Linked DNA regions of Homo sapiens: region 2 is linked to region 1. Evidence: chromatin loops called from intact Hi-C (ENCODE). Cell type or tissue: endothelial cell of umbilical vein. All regions are shown on one strand. Links, peaks and the distances in the headings refer to the core of each region. The heading gives the core; the rest is flanking DNA.

Region 1 (16,258 bases), core at 4,982-12,981:
ATAGCAGAATATAAGGTGACATGTTATATCCTGCCATGTCACTGTCCCCAGGACATGCCACTTATAAAAAGTAATATGAGGAGAATATGTAGGCTCATTACCTGATCACCTACTATTTTTAATCTGTTTTATTTTTAATTGGCAAATAATATTTACATATATTTATGGAGTACAAGGTGATGTTTCAATACACGCATATATTGTGGAATGATCAAGTCAGTCAAATTGGCATATCCATCACCTCAAATATTTATCATTTCTTTTTCGTGAGAACATTTAAAACGCGGTGGCTCATGCCTGTAATCCCAGCACTTTGGGAGGCTGAGGTGGGTAGATCACCAGGTCAAGAGTTCGAGACCAGCTTGACAAACATGGTGAAACCATGTCTCTACTAGAAGTACAAAAACTAGCCGGTAGTGGTGACATGTGCCTGTAATACCAGCTACAGGAAGCTGAGGCAAGAAAATCGCTTGAACCTGGGAGGTGGAGTTTGCAGTGAGCCGAGTGCACTCCAGCCTGGGCAACAGAGCGAGACTCTGTCTAAAAAAAAAAAAAAAATCCTCTCTTTTAGCTATTTTGAAATATACATTATTGTTAACTGCAGTCACTGTGTGGTGTAATAGAACATCAGAACTTACTCTTCCTACCATACACAGCATTTTACACATATTATCATGATTAATCCTGTCATTAATTCTATAAAATATTATTGTTTCCATTTTCCAGATGAAGAAATTGAGGCTGAAAGAGGTTAATTTCTTAAGATAATAGAGCCAGGATTCACATTCAAATCTAACAGGTTCTGGGATTCATATTTTCCATTGCACAGAAGCATAAAACATTGCCCTTCCCCTCTCCCCAATATTCCCTCCATATCTTCTTATATGGGTGGAAAATCTGTGTGCTCTGTGGGTGGCAACAGTTGGAGTCTTTAAGAGAGCAGGGTTACTAAATACTAACTTTAACCGGAACTGAGAACATCTGTTTCTGAGGGCTGCATTGTGTAGCTGGGTGGAGGCAGTCGTGTTGGTGAGGTTTGATCTCCTACGTTCAAGGAAATGGGAAAAGCTCAGCAAAAAGCATTTACTGATTTGAATGAGTTCCAGTGACTAGAGAAAATAAGCATCTCTGACATCAGTTTTTCCCAAACCCACAGCAGTTTAGTCTTCATACGTTCTTCCGGAGACCAGAGAAAATGTCTGTTCCCACATTTCCAAAAGCACTTAGGGAGGGACGATGCAGTCTGCCAGAAGTGGTTCTGCCTTTGGGACTGAGTCCCCTTCTGGGACATTTTTAGAACTTCCGCCCGCCATGTGTGAGGGCGGGTGGTGAAGTTCTGGTGGCCGGTTCTGAGGAGCTCACGTGACTCACTGCTGTGCCTTCTGTGGGTCTCCAGCTGCGCCCTTGACTTGCATCATTAGCTGTCCTCATCCAAGAGGTCTGAAGATTCATCAGACTGTAAGCTCGCACTCCATTTCCTTTTGATTGCATCATGTCATTAGCTTACTGAGAAGACAATGACTATTTCCAAGAGAAAGGTCCATTCTGCCACCACAGCTGTTACCAGTAAGCAGCTGGCACCCTGCTGGTAGGCAGGGTAGAGTCCTCTGTTGTGTATATAAGATGGTGGAGGAATTACTGAAGCAACTTCCTCACTTCAAGTTTCCTTGATTTTCATGATTACAATGGCCTTTACTTTCATTCTTCTCTATTTTTCTATGGTCATACTTGTTCTTTACATCAACTGGAGATGTTCTGCAGCAGAAACTAGTATGCTGTTTTCTGATCATAGCCTCTTCTCCCTTTAACTCTGTTATTCGTAAGATGTCACTTTAAGCAAATGAAGTTTACTAGTCCCTCTGCAACTGCCTTTTTTGCCCAAATGCCACCCCCTCCTACTTTACTTCTTTATGTGTGCAAGCTTTATCCATGAGGTATTGTTTAATCCACTTCATCCTCCTGCCAGAATCTCCAACATCCCAGCTCTCTTTTCTGCCCTAAATATCCAACCTGTAAGTACTAAACCTGGGTGCCATCCACCATCCAACTGTCTGCCTTCTACAACCACTTATTGAAACACACACACACACACACACACACACACACACACACACGCACACAGAGTTATGGGCATTGGTATTAGTATAATTGCTTGTATCCAACTTGAGTGGATATTCACCACCACTCCCCAATTTTTTTGTGTGTGAATGTGTGTGCCCCTAATAAGCTTCCTCTCTCAGTACTCATGGTGGACATTCCAGCAAGTTCTGGAATGGAGCACAAGGTGATGTTTCAATACATGTATATATTGTGGAATAATTAAATCAGTCAAATTGGCATATCCATCACCTCATATATTTATCTTTTCTTTTTGGTGAGAACATTTAAAATCCTCTCTTTTAGCTGCAAGTGTCTCTGCACACTTGTCCTAGAGAATAATAATGACTATTCTCTAGGGGCAAACTTCCTATCCTAGAACCTCTCTCCTATGCTGCCTCTTCAAGTCTCTCCTCCTGCACTCACCACTCCTTTTCTCTATTCTTAGGACAAGTTCTGATCTTCTCCCTATCCAGAAAAAAATCTCTTTATCTGTCCTCTAGACTCCATTCCTGCCTGCCTCTTCCAGGACCTTACTCCATTAATTACTTCATTTCTCTTCTAGAGTCAAACTTTTTCTCCAATATCGTTCATTTTAAAATTTAAAAAACAAAACAAAACTTCCTTTACTCTGCATCTCCTCTAGCAATGCTTATCTAGCAAACACATAAGGTATTGTTCCAATTTTTTCACAACTCATTTAATATTCACAGTGACACTATTAAACATTCCCTTTCTCAGTTTCATATTTGAGACATCTGAGACACAGAGAAGTCAAGTAACCTTCCTGAAGTCACCTAGTTTATTAATTAATGTCAGAGCTAGGAATCGGACCCAGGAAGTCTGGCCTAGAGGCCACCGGGCTGTTCCGTACTCCCCCTTCAACATTCTACCTCCTCCTTTTACTTCTCAACCAACCTTTTCAAAACATGGGCACTACTTACACTTTCTACATTGCAAATTGTCTTCTGTTTCTGCAGTCCTCTGAAAGTGTTGCTTAGGGACACTGGTGACTAACTTCCAGCTTGCTCAATCCAAGAGACATGTTTTTTCCCTTTCCTCTCCACTCTCTCGCCCTTTCTCTTGTTCCTTCAATGAACAGAATTAGGTCAGTCATAATCCTGGTTCATGCCATATTTATTATTGGTCATTCAATGCCCATTTACCTTTAGTTAATTTTGATAAAGTATTTTTAAAATATAGCAATGAAATAAAAGTCAAGGCCTCAAAAATAACCTACCCCTAACTATGCTCAAACCACCATTTCATTCCCCTTACTCCCTTCACCCAGGTAACTCATTATATTAAATGCTATGTTCATCACTCCTTTATTTTAGTTTTGAACATTTTTTAAAAGAGTATCATACTATGTACAATTCTCCTAGAAACTGTTTTCAATTAATGTTATATTGCTAAGATTCATCCATACTGTTGCATGTCAATTGATTTCATTAATTTTTACTGCTATATAATAACTAGTCAAATATATGCAAATATAACACATTTTATTCATACATTTTCCTACTGATGGACATTTGAATAAAAGACATCTCTAGACCTTATGTTATTACTCTGGTGTTTGGTGATATTTGTTGACATCTCCTCCCTTTTTGAAAACCACTGCTCCTTTTTCATTTTCTTCCAGTTCTTCTTTAATGTGACTGTTTCTTTGTAGTCACCTTCATTGACTCATCTATCTCCTCCTGCCACTTAAATATTGATGTTGCTCAAAGTTCTGTCTTTAGTTCTTTCACTTTCTATTTCATATGTTATTCTGATGCAACCATGGAAAGTGAAAGTCCATGGTATCTGTGTGGGCTGTGAGCTGTGAGTTTCTAAATTTATTTTTTTATTTTTATTTTTTGTTTTCATTTTTGGTTTTTTTCTTTTTTCTTTTTTCTTTTTTTTAGACGGAGTCTCGCTCTGCCACCAGGGTGGAGTGCAGTGGCATGATATCGGCTCACTGCAACCTCTGCCTCCCGAATTCAAGTGATCCTCCTGCCTCAGCCTCCTGAGTAGCTGGGACTACAGGTATGTGCCACCTTGCCCAGCTAATTTTTTTTATTTTTAGTAGAGATGGAGTTTCACCATGTTGGACAGGATGGTCTTGATCTCTTAACCTTGTGATCCGCCTGCCTCGGCCTCTCAAAGAGCTGGGATTACAGGTGTGAGCCACCACGCTGGGCCTCTAAATTTATTTTTAATCCTGCATACCTCTCCTGAGGCAGAGTCTTATATTAAACTACCCACCTAACTTGGCCTCAATTTTCTCACTTGTAAAATGGAAGGGACAATAATATCCACCTCTTGGTGATGACAGTACTGAAGGAGATGGCCTGTAAACTATAGAGTACAGCTTCTAGAACAAAGAAGGGTTTCACAAATGAAAACTATTTTATTACTATTGTTCTGTAGTTTACCACATGCGTTCATGTCCCAGATTTTCCTCAACACAGACAACAGAAATGTAAGGGCATCATGCAGGAGTGCAGTTGAAGTGGATGGTCAGAGACTACTGCCTCAGAGACTAGTCTTGGTAATTGCATATAGGCTGCAATTCTGGTCCCAAATGGGAAAATGAAAAATGCGCTGTCCTGTAGCCTAGCTATTCAAGCTTGCCTATCAGAACAGTGGGAGCCTCAAAAGGTGAAAGTAGTCTTTCCTTAATTTCCTTAAAGCTCAGCCCAAATTTTAACTATGGAAAGACAGAACATCAGGAGATGCCAGCAAATGTACCTAGATTAAAAGAAGAAACAAACTTGGATTCCAAATGCTTCAAATTATCTCAAAGTCATGACGTTTAACCATAATTTTCATAACCAGGCACAAGACGACTGAAAAAGTGGCCAGTGCTCCCATATCATTAGGTGCTAGTCAAGGAGGGTTATAAAGGATCTTTTCTCACTATTTCTTGCTATGAATTTGATGTTGTAAATGGATAGGCTACATTTATGACCTCGAGAAGACTTACACATGAATAAAATTTAAAGGAGCATCTGCTATGCATTTCTTCTCTTTTCCCAAACTGAAGCCTGATGGGGCCATAGACTCTGGCTGGGATGCAATATTGTAGAAGCCTAAGTTGATGGTCACTTGTCAAAGGGAATGATACAAAACATAGCAACCCGGTGAAATTTAAAAAAGGAAAAACACTTGGTTAACATTCACTTCTAAGACTTTGTCATAAGGAACCAATCAGAGATGGATACAAGAATTTACAAGCAAGCATGTTCATATCAGCATTGTAATATCAATAAATTGGTAACAGCCCAAATGTCCAAGAATAGAACATAAATTAAATAACTTCTGGTATAGCTATATGATTGAAAAAGAATTGCAACCAAATGCTAACATAAAGACATGTCCTTAACTGTAGTTATTGCCATGATAAAATACTTATGATATAATCTTAAGTAAGAAGAAAGCCATAAAGCAGAATGTAGAAAGTAATGGCAGTTTGGTAATGAAAAAAAAGTATATATATATATATGAATCATTGGGGGGATATAGCAAAATATTAGTAATGGTGGTCTCTAAGAGGTGTGATTGCTGGAGATATTAAATTTTTTCTGTATTTAAAATATCTTATTTACATTATTCATTATTAATATAATTTTATAATTAAAATCTTCAAAATTAAAACATGAAACATAAAGAAAAAAATAGCTGGGCAGAAGGTGAGTTTATAGGCACAAAACAGAAAGGATGAAGAGAAGAAAGACCTTTAAAAAGGGAGCACAATTCAAAGAGGCAGAAGTTGGAGCAACTTTCAGCTGAAAACAGGGTATCAGCAGCCTCAACTCTGGTCAGAGAGGGGAACACCTGCTCATATTATTATGCCAGAATATATGGGGAATATCAGGTCATAGAATTTGACTGTCTAGGACTCCTATCAAAAAGTCTAGCTGGTGAATTGGAACATGCATATGTGAGAGTTAAACTATTTGTTAATAGCATACAATAGTATTAAAAGCACTTCGTTTCTAGAAAAGGAAGGGGAGTAACGGGAACAAGGAAGCACAATAATAGCATAACATAAACCTGCCTAACATGATTCATCCCAAATGCTCTCTAAACTTTTCAGAGTTAAAATTCGGTTTGTCCGGTGGGGAGGCATATATCTGTCTATGAGTGTGGATGTGTGTGTGTGTGGATGTGGATGTGGATGTATTTGTGTGTGTGTGTGTGTGGATGTGTACATGCATTTGTTGGGGGATTATTTCCAAAACATTTTCTTCGGAAGGTAAGTGGTAGGGACAAGATCTTGAACTGGTGTAGCTGCCCAAGAAAGTGGTGTGGCTCTACTTATATCAGATGAAATAGACTTTAAAACAAAAATATTATTAGTGATGAAGACCATCACTATATACAAATGAAAGTTTCAAATTACTAAGAATATAGAGCAATCTTAAGCATATATGCATCTAATAAAAGTATTGCCATAGATAAAGCAAAATTGATATAATTGTAGGAATAAAATTATTAACTCATTATCATAGAAGGTGATTCAACATATCACTCTCCATTACTAAGTTAGACACATCAATCAGCAAAGATATAGAAGATCTAAATAATACAAAAAAACCATTTTTGATCTAATAGGCACATGTAGATTTCTACATCTGATAGAGAAAATACATTTTTTTCAAGTACACACAGAAATTGATCATGCACTAAGCCATAATGAAAGCCTCCACACATTTCAAAGAATCAGAATCACATAGAGCATGATTTCTGACCACAAGTGTAAGTTACAAATTCATTTTAAATATATTAATAGGTAAACCTCACATACTTAGAAAAAAAAAACAAATTTCTATATAATTCATGGTCTATAAAATAAATTATAATAAAGATTTTCAAAGACAGTACTGTATAATATTTTAACAGACTAACAAAATTTGTAGCTATAGAAAAAAATGGTGTTTTGAAGAAAAGATGTAACCATAAATAATTGTATTAGAAAACCAAAGGAAGAATTAAAAAAAAAAGAGCTAAATGTGCACCTTAAGAGACAAGAAAAGAAATAAAATAGAATAAACCCCCAAAAGTAGAAGGAAAGATATAATTAAAATAGCAGTAGAAATCAATGAAATAGAAAATAAATATATAATAGAGAAAAACACAAAAGAAAAAGGGTGGTTTTTTTTTAAAGAAACTAATAAAATAGACCAAACTCTGAGAAGATTAATCACAAGAAATTAGAAAAAGCACACATTAATAATATGGAAAAAAAGAGAATATGCAACTACAGATATAGCAGAGAGTTAAAAAGATAAGGTAATATTATTAACAATTATAAGTGAACAACTTTAAAAACTTAAACAAAATGAAGAAATTACTAGAAAAGTATGATAAACCAGAAATGACTCAACATGAAACACAAATGTTTATCTATTTCCAAATTGTTTATGTGTAAGAGCACTTTCTTCCTACAATATCGACTCCAATCTAAGTTTCTGGAGGGTAAGAGATAGCTATGAACAACTTGGGCAACAGAATAAAGAGCTATCAACAGGAAGTAGGTAGACTGGAGGTGGGGGGTGGGGTAGGTCCTAAGCAAAGTTTTGAAACATAGATGGGCATTCATACTGTAGGATGATCAACAGGTGAGATGCTGGCTACCACCCATGGATGCTTCTCGAAGGAGTACAATGCGAAGGAAAACCCATGCAGCTCCCCAGCTGCATACATGCAACGTCCTCAAATGGAGATCCTAAGGTTGATGGTTTCAAATTCAACCCCCACAAAATTTCCTGGTGTTGGCAATTAGTGATGTTTAGTTGCATGAATGCATGAACGTAGATTGCTTCTTCATGTTGACTTCACTCCTCGATTTATGCTTTCCCCTTTCTTGGAATCTCTCTTCTCTCCCCATTCCCCATTCTCGGTCTAGTAGATGTTAGGAGAAGGAGGAAACAGTTCCTCTATTCTTCCAAATCTTTCAGTTTACAGCTTCCCCTCAGTTTTTAAATTCACAGGCCAGAGATGCTGCTTCTGTGGTTTTTCTCTGAGACTTTACCCTACCTAAGGCAATAGGTGACACATGATGTCCTAGGCAAGAACAGGACTGGGATAACCTCAGGATTTGGAAGGAGAGGAAGCAGGGGGAAAAGGAGCACATCTATTAGTCATTTGGAGTAGCTTCCTGCCACATGTGTAAATAATAGCTAGAAGACAAAGTGTCATGTGCCACAATAGAAACATGTAAGAGATCATTTGGAACATTACTGAGAGAGCCAGGAAACATTAATCAATTTTAGTGTTTTACGTTTCTTTAAATAACTTCATCACATGCTACATATTAGGTCAAGTTTTAAGATCAACAGGCCCCCTTAAGTTATAAGACTGGAGACCACTGGTTCACCTAATGCAACTTTATCTTCATTTTTTATTTATTGACTTATTTGTTTGTGTCTTTGTCAGAGAATTAAGAAGACTGGTCTATTTAAAACTTGTTCGTCAAGCAACGTGCTCATCACAAGCTTCTCTAAATGGATGGTACATCAAAAGACATTTATTTGAACAAATTTATTTGGAGAAAAATTCTCTTTGGGAATTTGGAAATAATTAGATTTAGGTGTTAGGTATCTTGGGAATCTTAATTTTGGGGATAAAATTTTCCATTTCTTGGAAAGAATGTGGCTAAAAGGCACAAATTATTTGTGATTTCACCCATGGAGGAAAAATGCAAAATGCACTAAATTATCTCAAATGTTTTCTTGGCATGGAGACAAAAATCTAGATATGTTTAAGCATCTGGATGACCAAGAGAACTATTCATCTCCGTTGCAATTATTCATATTATTCTGTCCTTTCACCACGATTTCTAATCACATCAGGAGCTCAAGGCAAAGGGACAAAATTTGGTTAACAGACATTTTTATGTAATTACGGTGGGGGTAATGTGCCTTAGGAAGGGGAGAAGACAGAAGAGGTCTTGTCTGGGAGGTTCAGTAATTGAGAATGAATGGAATACTGAAAGCAGATTTTTTTCCTAGAGCAAGTCATGTCCATATAAACTATGTAAGTTATTTTCTAGCCTGCTTCTACTTTTTTATATACTGCCATGACTTGCATTTTGTGTCAGGGCACAAGAATTTTTAAAAATACTTGGTGTTCAAGACCTTATTCTTGAATTCTTACTGCTGTGCCTCGACCCTGACATACCCTGTCTCTCTTTTTGAAACAGTTTTCTGTTTTTGTTCCTCTTTCTAATATTGGACTGTTGATATTCAGACTCCTCCTACTCCACCATTTTTATTTCAGTTTGGTCTCCATACTTCCGACTTTAAAAACATTTTTTTACCGTGGATTTCTGCTTTTGGTTTAATTATTCCATGAACAACTCTGTGAGTAATGATGCTTGTTTGCTTGTTTTGGTCGGGACCGAAGCCATGTCTCACTGTGTGTTGCACACACAGGCAGTTCCATGGGCAAGGCCTGGCCCTGAGCTGGGCCCAGGAATGGATTGCACAGTGGTTTTAAACCCACCACAAGCCATTCCCAGTTTGGGTTGGCAAAAACTTGTTCCAGGAGATGAGCTACACCCGTGGTCTGACTTTCACATGTTAACAATTATTTGCAGAGGAAACTTGCCCTAAGATGTGGTGCAAATAATACTAATCTATGTCAATCTTGGAAAAAATAACTCTACTTGTACACTGGACTGAATATAGGTCAGTTGTCGAAATTTTGGCATTAAGACAATTGACAACTGAGCATTCAGACAATTTGAAAATGGAGCAAATTCCAAACTCTAAATTATTATTTTCTGAGCTAAAAAGGTAAGATGCATATTAAAGCACTTCCCTGATTGATATAAGGAAGTGACATTGATTCTAGGAGAAAGAGAAGACCGTCTTCCAGAGGCACTGGATGTGCTAAGTGCTTAGATGTACATGTGGTATAACTTAGCATTCATGACCTTAATTTCTACAGTTTTCTGCCAGTGACTATCTGTCACATGTAGTAATTAAAAGTTTTAAATAATATGCTGGAGAGAATCACCCAGCTCTGAAGAGTCTGGGCCATTTCCCAGTCTAGGCAGCTTAAGTACCCACGAGAAAATAAGTTCTATGAGGACACAAACTGATTCTTTTTCATGATTTTATCCCTGGCACCCATCACAGTGTTTAACATGATAAATACCTGCTGAATAAAAAAGAATTCTGATGTTGCTGCTTATTGCTTGCCACCATATAATTCTTGTCAAGTAATACACTCTCTGTTGTAAAAATGACCTCGAGGTAAGGGGTAAAACTTGCTAAAATCAATTAACTTTTGTTGTGAAATTGCTCAGGAAATGCTGAAGATTTTTCATGAAAATGTGGCACTGTAGGAAGTTTACATTTTAGACTTTCTGTATTTAGACAATATTTATGACTTTGTCATAATTTATTTGAGAAGTTTTCTCTGGATGCCTCCTGTGTGTTAGGTATTATGCTAGGAAATGGAGAAACAGTGTGAGAGCATTGATGGTCTGCTGTACTCCAAAAATCAGCAAGTCATGGATTTCTTCTCAGCTTAAGCTGACACTTGAAGGTTGTCTTAGTGTGTATGTTGGGTTGGGGTTGGAGAGTGGGGTGTGGGTAAAGCTGGCAAACAGGAAAACCTTGGCAAATATTGCAGTTATCTGTTTAAACATACTAGGTGCTAGATGCACATTGGTTACTAGTGAGATTTAATTTTTAGAGAGCACAGGTGATACTGCATTTCTGAGTTAAGCCTTGTGGAAGCCAACTAAAAAGTCCCTTTCTTCCTTCAGGGAAGGATGGGAGAAGAAAGAGGAGAAAAGAAAGGAAAGGAAGACAGGAAGAGGTGAGGGATTCAGTAGACAGGAGGGAAGAAAACAACAGAGAAGGGGGAGGAAAAGGAAAGAGGGTGAATAATTTATTTCCGTAGGTCAAAATTGCCACTCTCTTTATTTTGTTAACATTGTTAAAACCTTTTTCATTGTGCTAAATGAATTGATATTACAACTGATCATTAATCTGGGAAAAGCCAGACAGAAGTCCAAGTAAAACAAGACTGTTTTTGCATTATTGTTATTTTTTAATTTTTATCTTTGTTTGAAACATGTGTCACTCTGTCACCCAGACAGGAGTGCAGTGACATGATCTCGACTCACTGAAACCTCTGTCTCCTGGGCTCAGGGAATCCTCCCATCTCAGCCTACCGCATAGCTGGGACCACAGGCTGTGTCACCATGCCCAGCTAATTTTTGTAATTTTTGTCTTTTTTGTAGAGACAGGGTTTCACCATTTGCCCAGGCTGGTCTCGAACTCCTGGGTTCAAGCAATCCACTCGCCTTGGCCTCCCAAAGTGCTGGGATTACAGGCGTGAGCCATCACACTCCTTCGTTTTCTGCATTGTTATTCCTCAGAATTGTTTCTTTTTCTCTTGGTCTTTCTCAGTTTAGTGCACAGTAAACTTTTCCTCAAACTTTGCAAAAAGCAGGGCACCCACCAGGCTGCATCTCCTCATGGGGGTGGGGGGGGGGACGTTTTTGCCCTTGTCCCTTGTCTTTTCTCCACGTCTCAGGAGCAGCCACCTTCCAAGGGGCCTCCACTTGACCTCTCTGGCTTCTCCAGGTATCCCCCAAACCTCTACAGCAAAATGAGCTCATCTCTGTGTTTTGAACTGGAAAAGAACAATTATTCCTTGCCTTCCTTATTCTTCCTCTGATTCCAAACAACCAGAAGAAACCCATACAATTTTTAAAAAACAAATAACAATCTGCATAAACAAGGTATAGCAGCAACTGAAATGTCAACATCTTAGAACTTTCAGTGCATGATCTGCCAGTCTAGGAAATCCACATGATGTAGTACTAGGTCTATGCTGCAATTTCTACCCAATGAAGAGCCGTTTGGGGTAGGCACAAAATAAAAGTTGCCATTTTAATAAAAAGTAAAAGGCTTGTATATATATGTAGAAGTCTGCATATGACACTTCGAAATGTGGGTTATAGTGGTGGCCAGTTTCATTTTGCAGAGTATGTGGAAAGTGAGTAAGATTTCCTATAACTCAGCATTACATGGAACTCTGCAGTAGCCAGAGACTAGCTATAAAGATGCTTTATGTAGCATCTGGTGTGTCTCTGCCATTTGTGGAAATGTTGAGATACTCCCTTATAGCTTGGTAGGTAGGTACTGTCCTGAGCCTGAACATTTCCATCATTCTAACACTGTAGCCCCCTCCACAGGACCTTTCTCTGAATTCCCTGAAGACCCAGAATCTAAAGAAAGTACATCCAGATTAACAAGTGGCACTCAGAATAGGGCTTCAGCTCCATGGCCTATGTCCCATTGTTGCCTGAGCTATACTGATTGTAAAATATATTTGAAAGTTATCCTGAAAATAATTATTCCAATGCTGTTGGCTTGACCAAACTATATACAGAAGATACAAAAGGGTTAGAAGAAAAAGAAGCAAAGTTATTTCAGATGAAACTGGGATCATTTCCCAAAGTAATAGCTCTCACCATTTCCCATCCTTAAGGAAAGATGATGAGGTAATTCCAGGGCCAGATTGCATATTATTTGGCGTCTTTTAATAATAAATGATACTACAGATATACACAGATGTAGGCAAAAATAGACATATTTTTGATAAGTGAAATGTAAACAGAATTTGTATAAATCAAATTATGTTTTTAATGTAAGAGAAAGAGTCCTTTTCTAGGAAGTATTGTGTCTTGCTTATACCGTAAGCCTCAGCACCCAGGAGAGTGCCTGAAATGCAGGTGCTCAATAACTTTTTTAAAAGTTAATTAATGGATGCATGTTCTTGTGGATCAACTAGGACTTTAAAAAACTTTCCTTCAATGCTTTCAACCCTTGTATTTGGGTATAATTTGCTCAGATTGTGAGAAGCAGAGACTGTTGTTATTAGGCTGCAGGCATTGTGTCTGATCTGAGCCTTCACTACTGACATACTAGAAAGTGTTACCATTTACCCAATGTTCACAGCAACATGCTGAGCATCTTGGGCAGAATGGTGAATGCAAAGATGACATAGAGTGAATTCTGACCTAAAGACCTAAAATAGTTTATATTTAGATGTTTTATACTGATTGAGGTGGTGAAGAGTGAACTAGTGGTATAATAGTAATCAAAGAAAATAACAGAATTCCACAATTTTCAACATATCTGAGATCTCACCCCTTTACTAGAACTTGGATATCAGATTCTCTTCAGGAATAAAGAGATTCCTTTAAACTGCTTTGGGATGAAGAAAATCTAGTAAATACAAAGCAAAAACTTCAGAAAGACAATTTTTTGATGCATCTTTCTTTCAAGCTACAGCCATTAGTTAGGGAAGGAAACAAATTCCATGGATACATCCAGCCTGCCTCTTGTCCCAACCTTATTTCCGACCTGTCACAATCAAGTTAAGGAAAGTTTTATTTTGCTAGTAGCAATGTGATCTCCTTCCCGGTCTCTATTCCCCAAACAACGATCCCTAAGATTCCCAGATCTGTGCTGACCTCCAGTGTCTCCTTGAGCTTCAAAATTTTGCAAGGCCGTGATTTCAAGCATGCTTCCAAACAAAATTTTGATGGATGGGAACTCTGAAGTCTTAATAGAATCTTTTCCTAAATTAAACAATACTTATAAATGCAAAGTAGTTATCCTTAAAATAATTCATTCTCCAATTGAAAAAAAAAACTCACATTGCATTCTTAAAGTGAACCATATCTCAAGATGAGAAGAGCTTGTTACATGCTATTCACACTTCTCCACTCCGTATTCTGGCCCTGAGTTGGACAGTAGTGAAGAAGTGATTTTTTTTCTCTTTCCTCAAAAAACCCAGTAACATATGCCACTGTCTGTTATGATTTTGCTAGCACCATTGACTAACTACCTGAGCACCAGCTGTGACTTCCATTAAGAATCTCTTTTTGGATGTAACTAGTGACCAAGAGTCCAAATGAAACTACCTTTATTTGCTGTTTCCTGCCCTCTAACCAAATGTTCTGACCACATGTTTGGCTTAGAAAGGAGAGGCTGTCGTTTCACTCCCTAAAAGCCAGTTTTTGCTAGAATGATAAGTGCTCCCAAGGCCCTGGGTGGCGGAACTGTTTGCCAGGTGTCACGTGCATGGCCATTATTTCCTTTCCAGGGATGTAATGCAATCTTAGCCTTTGAATCATGAATCTTTTTTGAAACAACATTTTCAAATATAAGGAAACAGATGAAAGAGTACATGTTATTTCAGTAAATGCTCTATTTTTTTTCTTTTTCTCTCTTGCCAAAAACAATAACCTTATCTGGGAGTCCCAGACCAAAACTTTTACCCCAAAGGCCTCTGAGTTAGAAAATAAAAATCACAATTTGGTTGCCGATGTTTAAGGCTCTAAAGCTCTTTCCCAAGTATCCATGTCTAGGATGCCGTCCTGTCTCTTGAGACTACAATGCTGTCTTTAGCAAGGCTCTTTTCTTTCTGAGTCAGACCCCTGCCTTTTAGCCTTAAAGATGCTCTCCTGATAACCCTAGTCTCCAAGACTTAATGGTGGTTCTTGGACTTAACCCAAAAGAAATTGCCACATTTTCTCCTGGCTAGGGAATTTCATCTCCTTTCTCAGTTTCTTGAGTAGAGCTACCCAGGATAGCTGGTGAACCCATCTCCTGGATTTTCTTTCCCCACTGCTCCCTCCTTTAATATTCTTTGCCACATCAATTGCCCTTGCATTTAATGACAACAGCTACCATTTGTTGAGCTATTTAATCAGAGAAAATTTAGCATTGAGGTTAAACGCATGGTATCTGGAGTCAGATTATCACATTTTGAAGCCTGAGGATGCTACACACAAACTGTGGGACTTTCATTATTTAACCTTCATTTGCCTCAGTTTCCTCATTCATTAAATGAGGCTAATAACTTTACCTCCCTCACAGGACTGTGTGAGAATAATATGTACAGTGTGTTTTTCCTGGCAGGTGGTAAACTCATATTAAATGCTAGCTCTGTTATTGCTACCATGTTTGGGTACAGTGGTAGGCAACCTCTACAAACGGCCCCTGATCCCTGCCTCCTAATATTCATGTCCTTGTGTAATCTCACTTTCCTGAGTGTCAGCAGGACCTAGTAACTCACTTCCAATAAAGAGAACATGGCTACTGCAATGGGGTGCCTGACAAAAGACTAATATCCAGAATCTACAAGGAACTCAAGCAAATCAGCAATAAAAAACAAATGATCTCTTCAAAAAGTGGCCTAAGGACATAAATAGACAATTCTAAAAAGAAGATATACAAATGACTGACAAACATACGAAAAAATGTTCAACATCACTAATTATCAGGGAAACGCAAATCAAAATCACAATATGATATCAACTTACTCCTGCAAGAATGGCCATAATCAAAAAATAAAAAAATAATAGATGTTGGTGTGGACGTGGTGGAAAGGGAACACTTTTACTCTGCTGATGGGAATGTAAACTAGTACAGCCACTATGATAAACAGTGTGGAGATTCCTTAAAGACCTAAAAGTAGATCTACCATTTGATCCAGCAATCCCATTATTGGGTATCTACCCAGAGAACAAGTAGTCATTATACAAAAAAGACACCTGCACATGCATATTTATAGCAGCACAATTTGCAATTGCAAAAATATGGAACCAGCCCAAATGCCCACCAATCAACAAGCGGATAAAAAAAATGTGGTATATATACACCATGGAATACTACCCAGCCATAAAAAGGAATGAAATAATAGCACTTGCAGCAACCTGTATGGAATTGGAGACCATTACTCCAAGTGAAGTAACTCAGGAATGGAAAACCAAACATCGTATGTTCTCACTCATAAGTGTGACAAAGCTATGAGGACGTAAAGGCATAAGAATAATATATTGGACTTTGGGGACTTGGGGAAAGGGTTGGAGGCAGGTGAGAGATAAAAGACTATACACTGGGTACAGTGTACACTGCTTGCGTGATGGGTGCACCAAAATCTCAGAAATCACCACTAAAGAACTTACTCATGTAACCAAACACCACCTGTTCCCCCAAAACTTATTGAAATGAAAAATAATAATAAAAACAAAAAATCTCCTCAGGTACATACAATGGCATATTATTTATAAAATTACCTTTAAAAGGAAGGGAATTCTGACACATCCTATGATATGGATAAACCTTTAGGACAT
Region 2 (16,258 bases), core at 4,654-12,653, 65 kb before region 1:
AAGTGGCTGCAACTGTGTATGTGCATAATTACCTTTATTTTCTTTCACAAATGTATAAAGGTATTACATCTAATAACTTTTTTGTTTTATTTATTTTTTTATTTATTTTTTAGACAGGGTCTTTCTCTGTCATCTAGGCTGGAGTGCAGTGGTGCACTGCAGCCTCTGAAACTCTGCCTCCCACGTTCAAGCGATTCTCCTGGTCTCAAACTCCTGACCTCAAGTGATCCATCTGCCTAGGCCTCCCAAAGTGCTGGGATTACAGACATGAGCCACTGCACCCAGGCTTATATGTAATAAATTTTATTGATAAATGAACACACAAGTACATGCTTGTAAACCTATGTATTTATTATATTCTTTAGATTGGTATTTCCCTAACTGGATCAAGATAGGAGGGCTCTCTAAATTCTCTGCCACAGATGCAGAGGGACAAAGGAGTGGGCCAGGGCTGGATGACACAATCAGAATTTACCCCAGTGGTTTATGGGCTGGAGGTAGAGAAATGGTGATCTTGAACTTGATTTCCTTCTGAAATAGAACCCAGACTTTGGATTAGACAGTTCTGCATTCAATTCCCAACCACTCTGCTTATTTGCTGTGTGACTTTGGGAAGGTTACTTGATATCTGTAAGCCTCATTTTCCTCTTTTAGGAACCACAATAGGATTTTCCTCCTGTGGGATCATCAGGTGAATTGGATGAGACGATACATGTCAGGCGCCAATCCCAGTGTCTGGGATTGACTTCAAAGTCATTTTCACTTCAAAGCTCGCCACAAAACTTAAAAGCTAAGTCCTCATGAACAAAATCAAGCTATCGATTACTTACTGAGCACTTTGTATGTACGATTATACATATACAACTACTCTGGGCTCCTGAGAGTGACCTGGGAAAGAATGGTTGTGGTGTCCAGTTGGTGACCCCCTACTGAGTAGGATGTTTGGAACTACAGCTTTGCCTCATAGAGGTTTTTCCCACATTTAAAACTCATTTATAAAAAAATGTGTGATTGATTTTCTACTCTGTCTTGCCACCATAATTATTTGCTCTGGCAGACAATTAGCATTTTTTATGTGACTCATATGACGATTTGTTTGAAACTCACCCCATGGCACTGATCTCACAGCTGCTTCATTTCTAACTCCAGCTCCCTCATCCTTTAATCTTGCAAGAAAACATCTGAGGTATATTTGGGAGTGGAGAGAAAAAACTGCATACATGATTATAGCAATATTGCCTTAAAATTCTCTTGAGTCTTCCTTATCTCAATGTGTCTCTGTCTTCAAAACTCTCCTTTTCCCTTCTCCTCATTGCTCCCTAATTTTTGTAAGCCTCCAGAACACATAATGTTTTTTTGCCTGTCTACCTGTCTTCTTTCCTTCTTTAATAATTAAATGTAAATCTCACCTTTATGTAAATAATTATCTAAGTAATACATATATACTTCACATTACAAAAATTCAGACAATTCAGATAATCAAAATGTCATCGTAAGTGTCAACCCTTAGTCCCAGTCTCCTTTCTGGAGATAACCATGGTTATTAGTTGATACAGCCTTTGATGTCTTTCCCTCTGTAATTGTTGTTAGATAACATAAAATTACTGCTTTTGTAGGTCACAAATGATCAAATATCATTGTGCATAATTACCTTTATTTTCTTTCACAAATGTATAAAGGAGTTACATGTAATAACTTTTTATTTTATAAGATTCCTCCTTCTATCTATCTACCTGCAGAGGTGTAGAGTGTTATTTTGTGCACTTAAAAAACATAAATAGAATCATATTACACATATTTTATTGCGATTTATTTTTTCCAGCACAGCAATATATCCTGGATATCGTCTAGGTCAGTACATGTGTCTCTACCCTATTCTTTATAACAGCTTGTAAAACTCTTTAGAATGGATCACTTATTTAACCTATCTACCTACCTACCTACCTATCGATTTATCATCTACCTGCTTATCTATTACTATTTTAAATCCTACAGTACTTGACTATATCTCCTTGCTTATGTGGGAATATTAAACATTTAAAAAGCAAATGCATAAAGACACAAATTAAAAATAGGTTAGGTGTCATTCCCTATAGAATTAGTACTTGACATTGTCCTAATTGTTAATAGTGGATCTTTGCTTAGAGGCACCCTATCTGGGTTTAACATGTTTTGATCTGGCTTTGGGGGCCTTCCAGCTTTGTGTGTCTCTGCTATTTGGCTGTTAGAAGCTCTCCTTGGTATAACCATCTTTCTTATAATAAACATAGAAACATAATCATAGGAGCCAGATTCTATGCTTCTTGAGTAAATGATCTGCTCCATCTTTCTGTAGGATTTAAATGACTGACCTGCATGCTTCAAACCTTTCTGTCACAAATGGCCTACCTTTTGTATTGTTCCTAACCCCAGACACTTCAGAATTTAAAAGATTTATTTTTGACTACCAAACAGAATATATTGATCAATACATTTGATTTTATAAATACTTATCATAGGTACAGAAATATATAAATCAGTCTGATTGGCATGAGTGAACAAATGTGTCGCGCTGAGTTACTATGAGTCCAGTTCAAAGTGAGGAAATGTCATTGTTGGGTCTGACTCAGATCCTTATTGTAGATTGATCTACTATTTCATTAGGCTATTCAAAAGATGGAAGAAAAGCTCTGGGTCTCCCTACTACTTGTGCTAAGTGAATAAAAGCTGAGGTTTCTCATAGCCTAGCATGTAATCTCATTCAAAGAAACACAGTCTGCTAAATGAAAGGGATTCAAGCATTTTCCATATTTATTAAAATCTCTTGTAAAACATCTATGAGGACAGAATTTATATCCCACAGCAAAATTTTCATTTCCTATTCCTTTATAAAATTATATTTTCTGTTGGTTCAACATATCCAAATCAATAAGTGTGATTCGCCACATAAACAGAATTAAAAACAAAAACCACATGATCATCTCAATAGATGCAGAAAGGGTTTTTAATAAAATTAAACATCCTTTCATGTTAATAACCCTCAACCAGTTAGGTGCTGAAGAAACATACTTCAAAGTAATGTGAGCCATCTATGACAAACCCACAGCCGACATCATATGGAAGAGGCAAAAGCTAGAACTATTCCCAGTGAGAACCAGAACAAGACAAGAATGCCCACTCTCACCACACCTATTCGACATAGTACTGAAAGTCTTAGCAGAGCAATCAGGCAAGAGAAAGAAATAAAAGGCATCTAAATAGTAAGAGAGGAAGTCAAACTATCTCTCTTTACAGATATGATTCTAAACTTAGAAAATCCCATAGTCTCTGCCAAAGGGCTCCTGGAACTGATAAATAATTTCAGTAAAGCTTCAGGATACAAAATCAAGGTGTAAAAATCAGTAGCATTTCTATACACCAATAATGTTCAAGCTGAGAGCCAAATCAGGAACATAATTCCAATTACAATAGCTACACAATGGATAAAATACCTAGGAATACAGCTAACCAAGGAGGCAAAAGATCTCTATGATGAGAACTACAAAACATTGCTGAATGAAATCAGAGATGACACAAACAAATGGACAAACGTTCCATGTTCATGGATAAGAAGAATCAATATTGTTAAAACAGCTCTACTGCCCAAAGCAATTTACAGATGTAATGTTATTGAATTTATCAACATCATTTTCCACAAAATTAGAAAAAAGCTATTCTAAAATTCATATGGAACCAAAAAAGAGCCTGAATAGGCAAAACAATTCTATGTAAAAAGAAGAAAGCCAGAGGCATCACACTACCCAACTTCAAACTACACTACAAGGCTACAGTAATCAAAGCAGCACAGTACTGGAACAAAAACAGACACATAGATCAACAAAATAGAATAGAGAACCTAACAATAAAGCTACACACAACCACCTGATCTTCAACAAAGCTGACCTTTTATAACAAACAATGGGGGAAGAACTTTCTATTCAATAAACTGTGTTGCGATAACTGGCTAGCCATATGCAGAAGAGTGAAACTGGACCCCTTCCTTTCACTATCCACAAAATTTAACTCAAGATGGATTAGAGACTTAAATGTAAGACCTAGAACTATAAAAACCCAGAAGAACACCCAGGAAATACTATTCGGGACATTAGCCTTAGCAAATAATTTATGACTAAGAAGTCCCCAAAAGCAATTGCAACAAAACCAAAAATTGACAAGTGGTATCTGAGTAAACTAAAGAGCTTCTGCACAGCAAAAGAGACTATCAACAGAGTAAAGAGACAACCTACACAATGGGAGAAAATATTTACAAAACATGCATCCAATAAAGGCCTAATGTTTAGAATCTATAGGGTATATAACAATTCAACAAGCAACAATCAAACAACCCCATTAAAAAATGGGCAAAAGACATGAACAGACACGTCTCAAAAGAAGACATACAAGCAGCCAACAAACACATGAAAAATGGTCAGCATCACTAATCATTAGAGAAATGGAAATCAAAACCACATGAGATACTATCTTACACCAGCCAGAATGGCTATTATCAAAAAGTCATAAAATAAAAGATATCCGTGAGGCTGTGGAGAAAAGGGAACTCTTATACAGTGCTGGTGGGAATGTAAATTAGTTCAGCAAAAGTGGGAAGAAGTGTAGAGATTTCTTAAAGAAATTAAAACAGAACTATCACTTGACCCAGCAATCCCATTACTGGGCATATATCCAAAGGAAAATAAACTCTTTACCAAAAAGACTCATGCATTCTTATGTTGATCATAGCACTATTCGCAATAGCAAAGACATAGAATCAACCTAGATACCCATCAACAGTGGATTGCGTAAAGAAAATGTGGTACATATATGCCATGGAATACTATACAGCCATAAAAAACAAAATCATGCTTTTTCGCAACATGGATGCAGCTGGAGACCATTATCCTAAGTGAACTAACGTAGGAACAGAAAACCAAATACCACCTGTTCTCACTTATAAGCAGGAGCTAAATACTGGATACATGTGAACACAAAGGTACTAACGATAGACACTGGGGATTAGTTGAGGCAGAGTGAGAAGGAGTGAGGGTTGAAAAACTACCTATGAAGTACTAACTATGCACACTACCTGGGTGACAGGATTATTTGTATCCCAAACCTTAGAACACGCATTTTACTCATCTAAGAAACTTGCACATGTACACCCTAAACCAAAAAATAAAAATCAGGAAAAAAAACTTATTTCTCATTTCTTTTGCTCTTAAGATCTCTCAACCCATTGCTCTCATGAAGACTTTCTCTTTGCCTCTCAAATTCAACTCAATACAAACTTCCTCCACACTCACCACTGCATGGTTCTTGATTTCCTTGTCCCTCATCTCTCTCTTACAGTGTAAGACAGCAGTGTATGGGCAGCATGGACTCATGGTTGTCAGACACTTGTGTTCATGGGAGAGAGATACAAAGGTATAGGAAATTATAATCAGAAACCAGACATTCTAACACTGAGCATAAAATCCCCACTGTTGACATTCCAACACTGAGCATAAATTTCCAAATGTTTTCTTACAACACACCCATTTCTGTTCCAAATGAGTCCCAGTCATAAGTCGGTTATGAGGCTACATCTATAAAGATGCATCAGTGTCTCCCTTTTCAGTAAATATTTCATTAAGTCCCTGCTGAGGAAGGCCTCCTGGAATGGGTGAAACTTGTGCCAGGTGAGTCAGACTTGGAGCCTGTGCTCAGACACTCTCAGTCTAGTTGTTAAATAAGACATATAAATAACCTACTATACTATAAGATGAAGTGGAGCAAGACTACCCTGAAAGTTGAAAGGAAGATGGATTTATTCGGACCATGAGAATTAGGAAAGCCTTCAGAGGAGGATTTTGTGGTAGGGTTTGAAGGACGAATAGGAACTTTTAAAGTATTTTTTTGCATATAAAGAAATACATGCTCACTACATGTTTAAAAAATATAAAAAATACAATGAATAAAATTAAAATAACTTACAGTATCTACACTAAAAGATAATCAACATTTGTGTTTGGCATATATACTTCTAGTCTTTTTAACGAACATGTATATACACACATACATGTGTATTTATATTTTTCCTTAGTAGAATTGGAATTATAGGCCGGGCACGGTGGCTCACGCCTATAATTCCAGCACTTTGGGAGGCAGAGGCAGGCGGAACACAAGGTCAGGAGTTTGAGACCATCCTGACCAACATGGTGAAACCCCATATCTACTAAAAAATAAACAAAAATTAGCCAGGTGTGGTGGCGGGAACCTGTAATCCCAGCTACTCAGGAGGCTGAGGCAGGAGAATTGCTTGAACCCGGGAGGTGGAGGTTGCAGTGAGCCAAGATCAAACCACTACACTCTAGCCTGGGCAACAGAGTGAAACTCTATCTCAAAAAAAAAAAAAAAAAAAAAAAAAAAAAAAAAAAGAAAAAGGAAAAAAGAAGAATTGGAATTATAAGGTATGCACCCTTTTTTTAACCTACATTTTTCCATTCTTATACTGTAGAAATATTTTCAGGGGACTAAACATTTTGAAATTTACAATTAAAGACCCAGTTGCTCCTATCATATGAATGTATCATAATTTATACATTTTTATATTTTTAAAATAAATTCCCCTTGGTTGGACATTTAGATTGCATACAACTTGAAAGCATTATAAACAAACATTAAACATATTTGTATTCATCTCTGAACTATCCTTAGGATAAATTCTTAGAAGTGGAACATAGGGATAAAGATTTAGATATTCACAACCATTCTGGTATCTTTTGCCAAATAGTCTTCCAGAAAAATCTATCTTCAACCATACTCCCATATGCACAGGTGAGCGTGACTATGAGAAAGACTTTGCTGGTTAGAGACTAGCACTTCAGTTTATTGAACTACACGGACAAGCATGACTTGAGCTCAACATATTTGGGGAACAATAAGGATCCCACTATGAAAGAAGCAAAGGGTACATGGTAGATGTGGCAGGAAGTGACCATGGAGAGATGGTTGCACGTCATGATAGGAAGTTTGAGATTTACTCTGTAGGCAATTGGGAACTTTCAAAGAATTCAGAGCCAGGGAAGGCCCCATCTGTGCTCAGTAAGCCCTATCTGACACCAACATGAAGATAAATTATGCAGCTGGGAAACTGGAGGCACAGAGATGAGTTAGGGAGAAATTATAATGACTCAGGTGAGAGATGTAGACATCTGAACAGGCAGTGCCATCAGGGATGGAGAGGACAAAATGGATATGAAATGCCTTAGGAAAGTAAAAAAAAAATGCAATTAGATGTACATTTTTCTGTTTGAGTGACGGCTGGGCTTGTTTGGGTGATGTTATTTTTCCAAGGTTGGGAGAGTCCATTACAGGCAAATTGTGTCCGGGAAAGGGGTTACTTGGGCCTGAGGGATGATGGAGGTGCTGCTCTGGTGGAAATAATGGACTCTTTGGAGTTAGGCCTGAGTTTGAATTCTTGTTATGCTCCTGGTTGGATCCATGACCCAGAGCCAATTCTTTACCATCTCTGAACCTGAGTTTCCTCCTCTCTGAGATGGAGCTAATTCTGCTCACCTTATAGTGTCATTATGAGAACTAGAGATAATATGTGCCAAGCGCCCCCACAGCTACATGGAAGCTGGTTCTTTGCTTTTCCCGCTAAGGGACCCAATCCATCTGCTTTATACTGCTGGAGTGAATAAGCAGCAACAAGTCCTACAAATATGAGCTGGTTTCATTGAAGTCAGAAGAAAGTTGACTTTTATAACAGCTTATAAACCTCAACCTAAGCTTTTTGTGTGTGTTATCTTTATTAATACTTACTTGCAGCAACCTTCCAAGGTAATGCTATTATTCCCACTTTATACAGGGAAAATGAAACTCGAAGAAATCCAGACAGCCCTGCTGGAAAATGGCAGAGCTAGGAGTAATACTTTTGCATAAGTTAGACTCACTTTCCACAAGTCCTATTGTTGCGGCTGCAGTGGCAGGAAAAGGAAAGGATATTTACTGCTAACTCTGTAGTCAGAGAAAAGAAGTGTGTTTCCTGATGTTTTAAATCAGACCTTATTTTTAGAGGAGCCATAGAATGTGATAAACCTCCCCTTCCTATACTGTTTCTGTGAGAATATCCAAGTACTGTTTGTTGAGGCAGAGGAAAGAAGAGGTGACAGGAAGAAATTAAAAGGAAACATTATTCATTTCCCGTTTTGCTTTGATTCAAGTTCTCTGAAACAGATTACTTGGAAACACGATGCTTCAGGTGAGATAATCTGATACTTCCTAATTATTTGATGGCGTGTTAACATGTCTTAATAGAAAATGTAGTCCTGCTGAAGAGGAGAGCACTGAGTCCAACAAAACATATCATTTACAAAAACAAAAGCTGAAGAATGAAAGCGGCCCTGGAAAAACTCTTTCAAATATAGGTAGTATTTGACATGGAGATTTGGTGTCAGACACACTAGCGTTCAATTCACAGCTTTGCCATCATCTGGCTCTGTGACCTTGGGAACGCCCATCCTGAGCCTGTGTTCCTTTAGCTGTAAAGTGGAATCCTACATTTGATTAGTGACTGTTTAGCAACAATTATATGCTACGCACTATTCTAGGCACAGGGCATATGGTAGAGAAAAAAGAAAACAAAGATCCTTTTCTAGTGGAGCTTACATTCAAGTGAGGGAGGAGGGAGACATAATAAGTAAGGCATATAAAGCTAAAACATGTAATACATTAGATAGTGATAAGTGCTAGGAAGAAAAAATAAAAAGGAAAGGAAGGTGTGTATTTTCATGTGGAGGAAGGGTAGTTAGAATTTTAGGATGCCCAGGGCCCGTCTCAATGAGAAAGTGATTTTTTTAAGTAAAGAGACTAAGGAAGTGAACGAACGAGCTATGCAGATGGCTGGAGACGATAGTAGTTGGTTATATAGACGAGCTTATTGTTTAGGGGAAAGTTCCAAGCTACAGATATAATTTAGAAGTTATTACCTCATAGATGATATTATAATTAAAGTCATTGAGATTGAATGAGGTCATCAGGGAGTGATTTGTAGACAGAAAAAAAAATTGGTCCAAATACTGAGCCCTATAGCATGTCCATATGTACAAGTATAAAAGAGAGAAAGTACCTGTAAATGAGACTGAAAAGGAATAGCAAGGGATGTAAGAGGATGGTCAGGTGAGTGTGGTGTCCTGGAATCAAAATGAAAATGTATTTTAAGGCAAAAAGTGCTGCTGATACACTAAATAAGTGAGATGAAGACTGAGAAAGGAAATCTGGATTCAGAAACATGGTGGTCACAGATGTCCTTGAGAAAAGCTGTTTTGGTGGAGTATTGGGGACAAAATCCTGCTTGGACTGGGCTCAAGAGAGAAGGGAAGGAGAGAACGAAGAGTATGTCTAGACAACTTGTTTGAGATGCTTCGATATCAAGGGAAGGAGAGAGAGAAATGTGGCTATGATGGAGACAAAGTAGCATCAGGAGAGGAGTTCTGTCTCTGTATTATTCTGATGGGGAAAACAGTCCCATATATGTTTGTATGTTAGTGGAAAATATCTAGTAGAGCAGGAAAGACAGATGAGGTTTCTGAAAAATGAAATAGTATCTGGAGAGAATTGGGATAATAATAATAACCATAAAATTGTAATTGATCTTTTAAATTAAATACCTACTGTGAGTCAGGTTTCTGTACATGGCCCTTTGCATTTATTATTATCCTCTAAAATGCCCTGCTTATCATTCCCATTTTACAGACAAGAAAATTGGGGCTTGGAATGTTAGTTATCATGCTCTAGAGCAAGGGTTCTCAAACTCCAATGTGTGTGCACATCACCTGGGGATCTTGTTAAAATGCAAAGTTTGATTCAGTAGGTCTGAGCAGGGTCCTGAGAATCTGCATTCCTAATATGATCCCAGGTGATGCTGATGCTGCTGGACCACACGAAGACTAAATGGAGTCTAGAAAAGATCATGTGGACAGTACTGAATTCCTGGCCTGTTTGACAAAAATCCCAAGTCCCTTTAACAGGTGCTGTGTATCCTCCCATGATCTTGGTTGGGTTACAAATTAGAAAAACAAAAGTGAAAGAGAAACCCAAGGAAACCCAAAGAGAAACCCAGGGAGGAAGGAAAACCACCATTTTTTTTTTCCTGCTGTCTTGTAGGAAAAGTCCTGAGGAAAGTGGCACAGGCAGATTTGGCACACCGAAGCATATGCTCATTATTGGCCCATTGGAAGGATCAAGATTCCCCCACTGGGCCATCTCAGAAAAGTGTCTGGGCCAGACGGGCTTTTTCTTCCCTTCCCTCCCCTCCCCTTCTCCTTTCTCTTCTCCTTTCCCTTCTCTCCTTCCCTTCCCTTCCCTTCCTTTCCTTTCTCTTTTCCTTTCCTTTCTCCTTTCCTTTCCTTTCTCCTTTCCTTTCCTTTCTCCTTTCCTTTCCTTTCTCCTTTCCTTTCCTTTCTCCTTTCCTTTCCTTTCCCCTTCACCTCCCCTCCCCTACCTTCCCTCCTTCCCTCCCCTACTTTCCCCTTCCCTCCCCCTCCCCCTTCCCCTCTCCTCTCCTCTCCTTTCCCTTTCTACTCTCTCTTTCTCTCCTACAGTGTCCCTTTGTTGCCTGGGCTGTAGTATAGTGGTGCAATCATAGCTCACTGCAACCCCAAAACCCCTGGGCTCAAGTGATTCTCCTGCCTCAGCCTCCTGAGTAACTGGGACTATAGGAATATGCCAGTGCAGCTGGATACTCTTTAATTTTTTTTTTTTTTTGTAGGAATGAGGTCTTGCTATGTTGCCCAGGATGGCCTCAAACTTCTGGGCTCAAACAATCCTCCCATCTTGGCCTCCCAAATTGCTGAGATTACAAGAATGAGCCACCACGCCTGGCCAGACAGGCTTTTCTAGTCATGATGAAGTGTCAGCTCATCCCAGTTCATTCCCTGCCTTGGTAGTATAATATATAAAAGTTAGTCCCACATCTAGAATTAAATGGAAAGTAGCTTTATTGTAGTCCACCTTGAAAACTTGCTCTTTGCATCAGCAAGGTGTGGTGCAAGGTGGAGCACTCAGATTTGGGAGTTAGATGTAGTCACTTTCAAATCTGATCTGGGCCCTGCTATTTATTAAATGTGTGATCTGAGCACATTTTGAACCTATAGGCTAGTGCAAAAATAATTGCAGTTTTGCCATCACTCAAGGGCAAACAACACAATTACTTTTGCACCAACCTAATATATTCTCATCTCTAAAATGGAGATTATGCTCTCTAATTTACAGATAAGCAGTACTGCTTCATGGTTAAAAGCATAGCCATTGGAAGAATTAATATAAGAGCTTAAATCTTAATACTATGATTTCCCAGTTGTGTTTTTAACTCCCATAAGCTTTAGAGTTTCTCATCTGTACAACTGGGAGATCAACCTTACTTCCTAAGATTAGTGTTCAAACAAATGAGATCTTCTATGTAGAAATCAATAAAAGTCAGCTCTTATTATTAATATTAATGCTATTTTTACAGGGCTTTTGTGAGAAGTGATTGAGACACAGATGTGAAAACACACAGTACAGCATCTTTCATGGAGGAGGCACCCTGTACATCTTTGTTTTCCTTTCCCCCTAATCTCTGGGGTTATTGGATGAAGTTTGTTAATAGAAAACAATTGTAAAAGAAGTATCTTAAGCATCCAGAATCTAGAAATAAAATTAATTTAGCCTTCAGTCTGAAGCATAACCGAAGAATAGAAGAAATTCAAAGGAACCATAAAGATTTTTTTTCTTGGGCAATAGGGAATACCAGAAGGATGAAGTAAAGCCATCTTACAGAAGTGTCTGTCAATGCACTTTATTCAAGCTACCTTGAAATACCACTATTTCAACTCTTAGGTCTCCAAATATTATATGGAAAGACATATTTAGCATTTAAAAATCTACTTTGAAGAATTAAACACCATTAAAATTCATGTAAGAGCATAATCTGATTTTATCACTAATGATAAGCAACATATCATTTTAAGATTTTTTTTTTTTTTGAGACAGAGTCTCCTTTTGTCACCAGGTTGGAGTGCAGTGACTCGATCTCAGCTCACTACAACATCCGCCTCCCAGGTTCAAGCGATTCTCCTGCCTCGGTCTCCCGAGTAGCTGGGACTACAGGTGCACACCACCACACCCAGCTAATTTTTGTATTTTTAGTAGAGACAGGGTTTCACCATGTTAGCCAGGATGGTCTTGATTTCTTGACCTCGTGATCTGCCCGCCTCGGCATCCCAAAGTGCTGGGATTACAGGCGTGAGCCACCGTGCCTGGCCTTCAGATGATCTTTTTTTTAATTTAATTTTTTATTTGTGTATTTCACTGTAGTCCTGTGACAACAAAATGACATCTGTGTACCAGAACATACATACATCAACAGTAAGGTGTAATTTTTCATTACATCACTGCTAGAATATTTAGCTTTGTGTAGAAGACACATAAGCATGTAAGATGGCCACACCAAATAATTTTCTGTTTTTTTCTTAATCTTTTTTTTTATCAGTAATACTTTATCAACCTCACTATTAACAGAATTGTAAATTATCTGGGCAATAGGGTGTGTGGAGAAGATTAACTGTGTTATACTGTAATAGTTGCTAGATAATCTCACACACTCCCCAATAAGGAACTGTCACCATAATTAAGGGCTAATTACTGTTGTTAGTTGCACAATGATAAAGTTCTTTTGAAAATATTGGTTAGCCCACTTATATGTGAAAAATGCCGTTTCCACTTATACACAAGAAAAAAATATTCAGAAAGCTACTTTTGGCCTTGCTATGTCAAAAAGTCAACTGTACAAAGATCTACATGTTAAACCTAAAATTATAATTTTAAAAGTCTATTAAAGACCAAAATGTCATGCATTTTTTACTATCAATTATGCAGAGGCTTTAAAACTGTTGCAAGACCATATAGTATATATTAGCTTTTATACTGCTAATGCACAACTAACAGCAAACTTGATTAGATTAACAGAAATCTGTCTTAATTACACCTTTCTATATCACACTAGAGACAAATGCCACAAGATCTGCAGAAACATTCCGTTCTGAGCACTCGAATGACAGGATAACTTTTTGAGTTGTAATCTTTCACATATAGAAAAACAAAAAAAAAAATCTTCAGTCTCACGTTACAAAAAAAGTACTGTACAATATTAAGAAGGGGTAAAGGATATCATCTATAACATAAACTAACAACTCGTGTCAAAAAGCAAACAAAATCTATAAATAAAAATATCAAAATACACAGAACAACTGAAGCACAAATCCTGCATTAAATACAGTAAAGATTTAATATGACAATGCACTGCTTAATGGAAGACACAAAAATAGGGTGGGGAAGCTAAGGCAACCAGAAAATAAAATCAAAATAATGGGAAAAAATTGGAACCACTGTTTTCCCCCTAGTCGGAGCATATTTTTTTTTTTTGGTGTCTTTCCATTCAAATAATACATAACACTGTACATTTTTTAATGTCATAGAAAAACTTGGTTCTTCCATGAAATCCTTTAAATTCTTGATAAATGTTTCAATGTAGACATTATTATGAATGAAAAACAGCCAACAAATGGGCACTTTTTGTTTTTTTAACACTGAAGATTTGCAGACACCTTTTAAAAGTTATCATAATCTTTTTTTGTCTTTTTTTCTCCTCAGCTTCAAATCCATCAACTCCATCACTATCCCTTCTTCATTTCCTGTTGTCATGGATGTTAAAATGTTGGCTCATTTGTGGTAATGGATCCATGCCTATAACTTTGTATATCTGGTGGAATGCAAGGAGTCTGAATGCAAACTGTGTACTGGATGTGAAGTCTTCACACTGCTGGTCAGTCATTGTTGCCAAGGTATCAAAGGGATCCTTTTCACAAAGATCCAGAAGCCCAGGACTACCTTTAAAAATAATCCCTGAAGAAATGCACTCAAAAACTCTTCTCAGTGCATCCCCAGGGCCCTGAGGGCTAGAAGCACTGCTGATTGCTTTCTCTACTAATAACTCCATAGTTGCAGAAACTTTATCAACTATTTCATCATCTTAAAGTGCCTAGCCATTATGTGCAAGGCATTGTAACCAAAATAAAATGAACATGGGCTCTGTCTTCCAAGAAATTGCAGAAATGTAGAGGTAACGAATAAGTCAAGAATGAGGTAGAAAATAGAAAATTTCTTAAGCCAAATGTAAATACACTAACAGCTCAGAGAAAAATTTTTTCAAGGAAATTCACAGAGAGGATAAACAGGTGGCTTCAGTCTTAAGGGTTAGAGAGGATACAGAAATGAATCATCAAAATCCACTCAATTTGCAAACTTGGATTTATGAATTTATGTGTACTAATTAGACTAACTCTTTGAGGCCCAGGAGTTTTTGAAGATAAAGATCATTATTTAGTAATAAAAAGTGACTTCCACTGTGGAGAGATTCCACTGAGTTAGGTACTATGCTCAGAATAATCTTCTGGAACGCTGTCCTTCTGAGATGGAGAATGAAATGAATTTCTGACATGCGCACGTAAGAGCGTATCAGTTTATCATCATCAAAACTCACCTCTGGTGACATGATAGTACTTGTCTCCAAAACAGCAAGCTGTTTCTCTCCTCTGTGCTTGTGCTCAGGCTGTTCCTTCTGCCAAGAATGTCCTTCCCCTACTTTTCTTTTTTCCTTCAACATTTATTTTAAGTTCTGGGGTACCTGTGCAGGATATACAGGTTTGTTACATGGGTAAACCTGTGCCATGGTGGTTTGCTGCACAGATCATTCCATCACCTAAGTATTAAGCCCAGCATCCATTACCTATTCTTTCCAATGGTCTCCCCCACAACCCATTCCAACAGGCCCCAGTGTGTGTTGTTCCCCTCCCTGTGTCCATGTGTTCTCATTTTTCAGCTTCCACGCATAAGTAATAATATGCGTGTTTGGTTTTCTGTTCCTGCATTAGTTTGCTGAGGACAATAACTTCCAGCTCCATCCATGTCCCTGCACAGGACATAACCTCATTCCTTTTTATGGCTGCATAGTATTCCATGGTGTATGTGTACCACATTTTCTTTATCCAGTCTGTCACTGATGGGCATTTGTGCTGATTCCATGTCTTTGATATTGTGAATAGGGCTGCAATGAACATACACATGTATGTGTCTTTATAATAAAATAATTTATATTCCTTTGGGTGTATACCCAGTAATGGGATTGCTGGGTCAAATGGTATCTCTGCCTCTAGGTCTTTGAGGAATCATCACACTGTTTTCCACAATGGTTGAACTAATTTACACTTCTACCAACAGTGTAAAAGCATTCCTTTTTCTCTGCAACCTCAGCAGTATCTGTTGTTTCTGGACTTTTCAATAATCACCATTCCGACTGGTGTGAGGTGGTATCTCATTGTGGTTTGGATTTGCATTTCTATAATGATCAGTGAGGTTGGGCTTTTTTTTCATATGTTTGTTGGCCTCATGAATGTCTTCTTTTGAGAAGTGTCTGTTCATGTCCTTTGCCTACTTTTTAATGGCCTTCCCCTACTTCTTAACCTGGGCAACTCAACTTAGTGGCTACCTGTCAACACACGTGACTTCATAGAGAGAATTGTGCCCCTCTTGTCAGTGCTCCTGTAACACTATGGGATGATGTCTGCCCTCAGACTAACCTTATGGTACTAAAGATGGAGTAATCATTGCCTGACTTCTTACTGTATCATGAGCTCCTGACCTTTGCTACCCCTTCTGCGTTGCTTGGCACTTATCAGGCACCACAATCTGACACTATCTGTCTTTTACTGGGCAAATGTATATTCTGTGATTAATGGACATATTTGGATTTATTTCTATAGTTTTGTTCTATTTAAACTGTTTTTCTATTCCTTATTTAAAAAATCTTCCTGAGTTAAAAATCTTCCTGATTAAAAAATTATTTTTTCTTCTCATTGTGGCTTGAAGCTGTACATTTTATTTCTACTGTAGTCTATTTTGGTGGCTAAACTTAACATTTAAAAAATGTATGCTTCACTTTAGAAAGTCAAGTAAATGAACATCTTTACTCTTCCTAAACAGTTCAATGCCTTTAGTATCTTAATGCAATGATGCTTTAGATCTCGTCACTCTAATTTTGCATATCATTGCCTAATATTGCAGTTCATTTTATTATCATTGTATGTTTATTTTAAAATGAAATTTACTTTTGCCAAAGAGCAACAGACTATATATGAATGGGTTTAATTTCTATTTTGTTCCG

What was found. Hi-C counts contacts between places; a loop is a spot of excess contacts. Peaks named below come from ENCODE experiments on the same cell type or tissue, not always from the same donor. Only the 100,000 strongest peaks of a DNase experiment are listed, where the experiment ranks them.
Region 2: it touches region 1 in a loop (4-fold over the local background); 2 of 110 quality-filtered maps call a loop at or near these places.

What each region holds. Positions count from the first base shown.
Region 1 is chr10:89,072,177-89,088,434 of GRCh38, reverse strand. It overlaps LOC124902552 (a long non-coding RNA gene), which reads left to right and starts at 1,361. Exons shown (of 3, transcript XR_007062379.1): 1 at 1,361-1,458; 2 at 4,008-4,128; 3 at 8,524-10,284. RefSeq lists enhancers at 1,307-1,839, 3,720-3,919. In endothelial cell of umbilical vein, for the core only: no CTCF peak of the experiment used is centred there; a DNase peak (open chromatin) is centred at 8,254.
Region 2 is chr10:89,136,839-89,153,096 of GRCh38, reverse strand. It overlaps the pseudogene LOC100289238. Among named protein-coding and RNA genes, the nearest start is that of CH25H, 62 kb to the left of the region's middle. In endothelial cell of umbilical vein, for the core only: no CTCF peak of the experiment used is centred there; a DNase peak (open chromatin) is centred at 8,126; H3K27ac peaks cover 792 bases.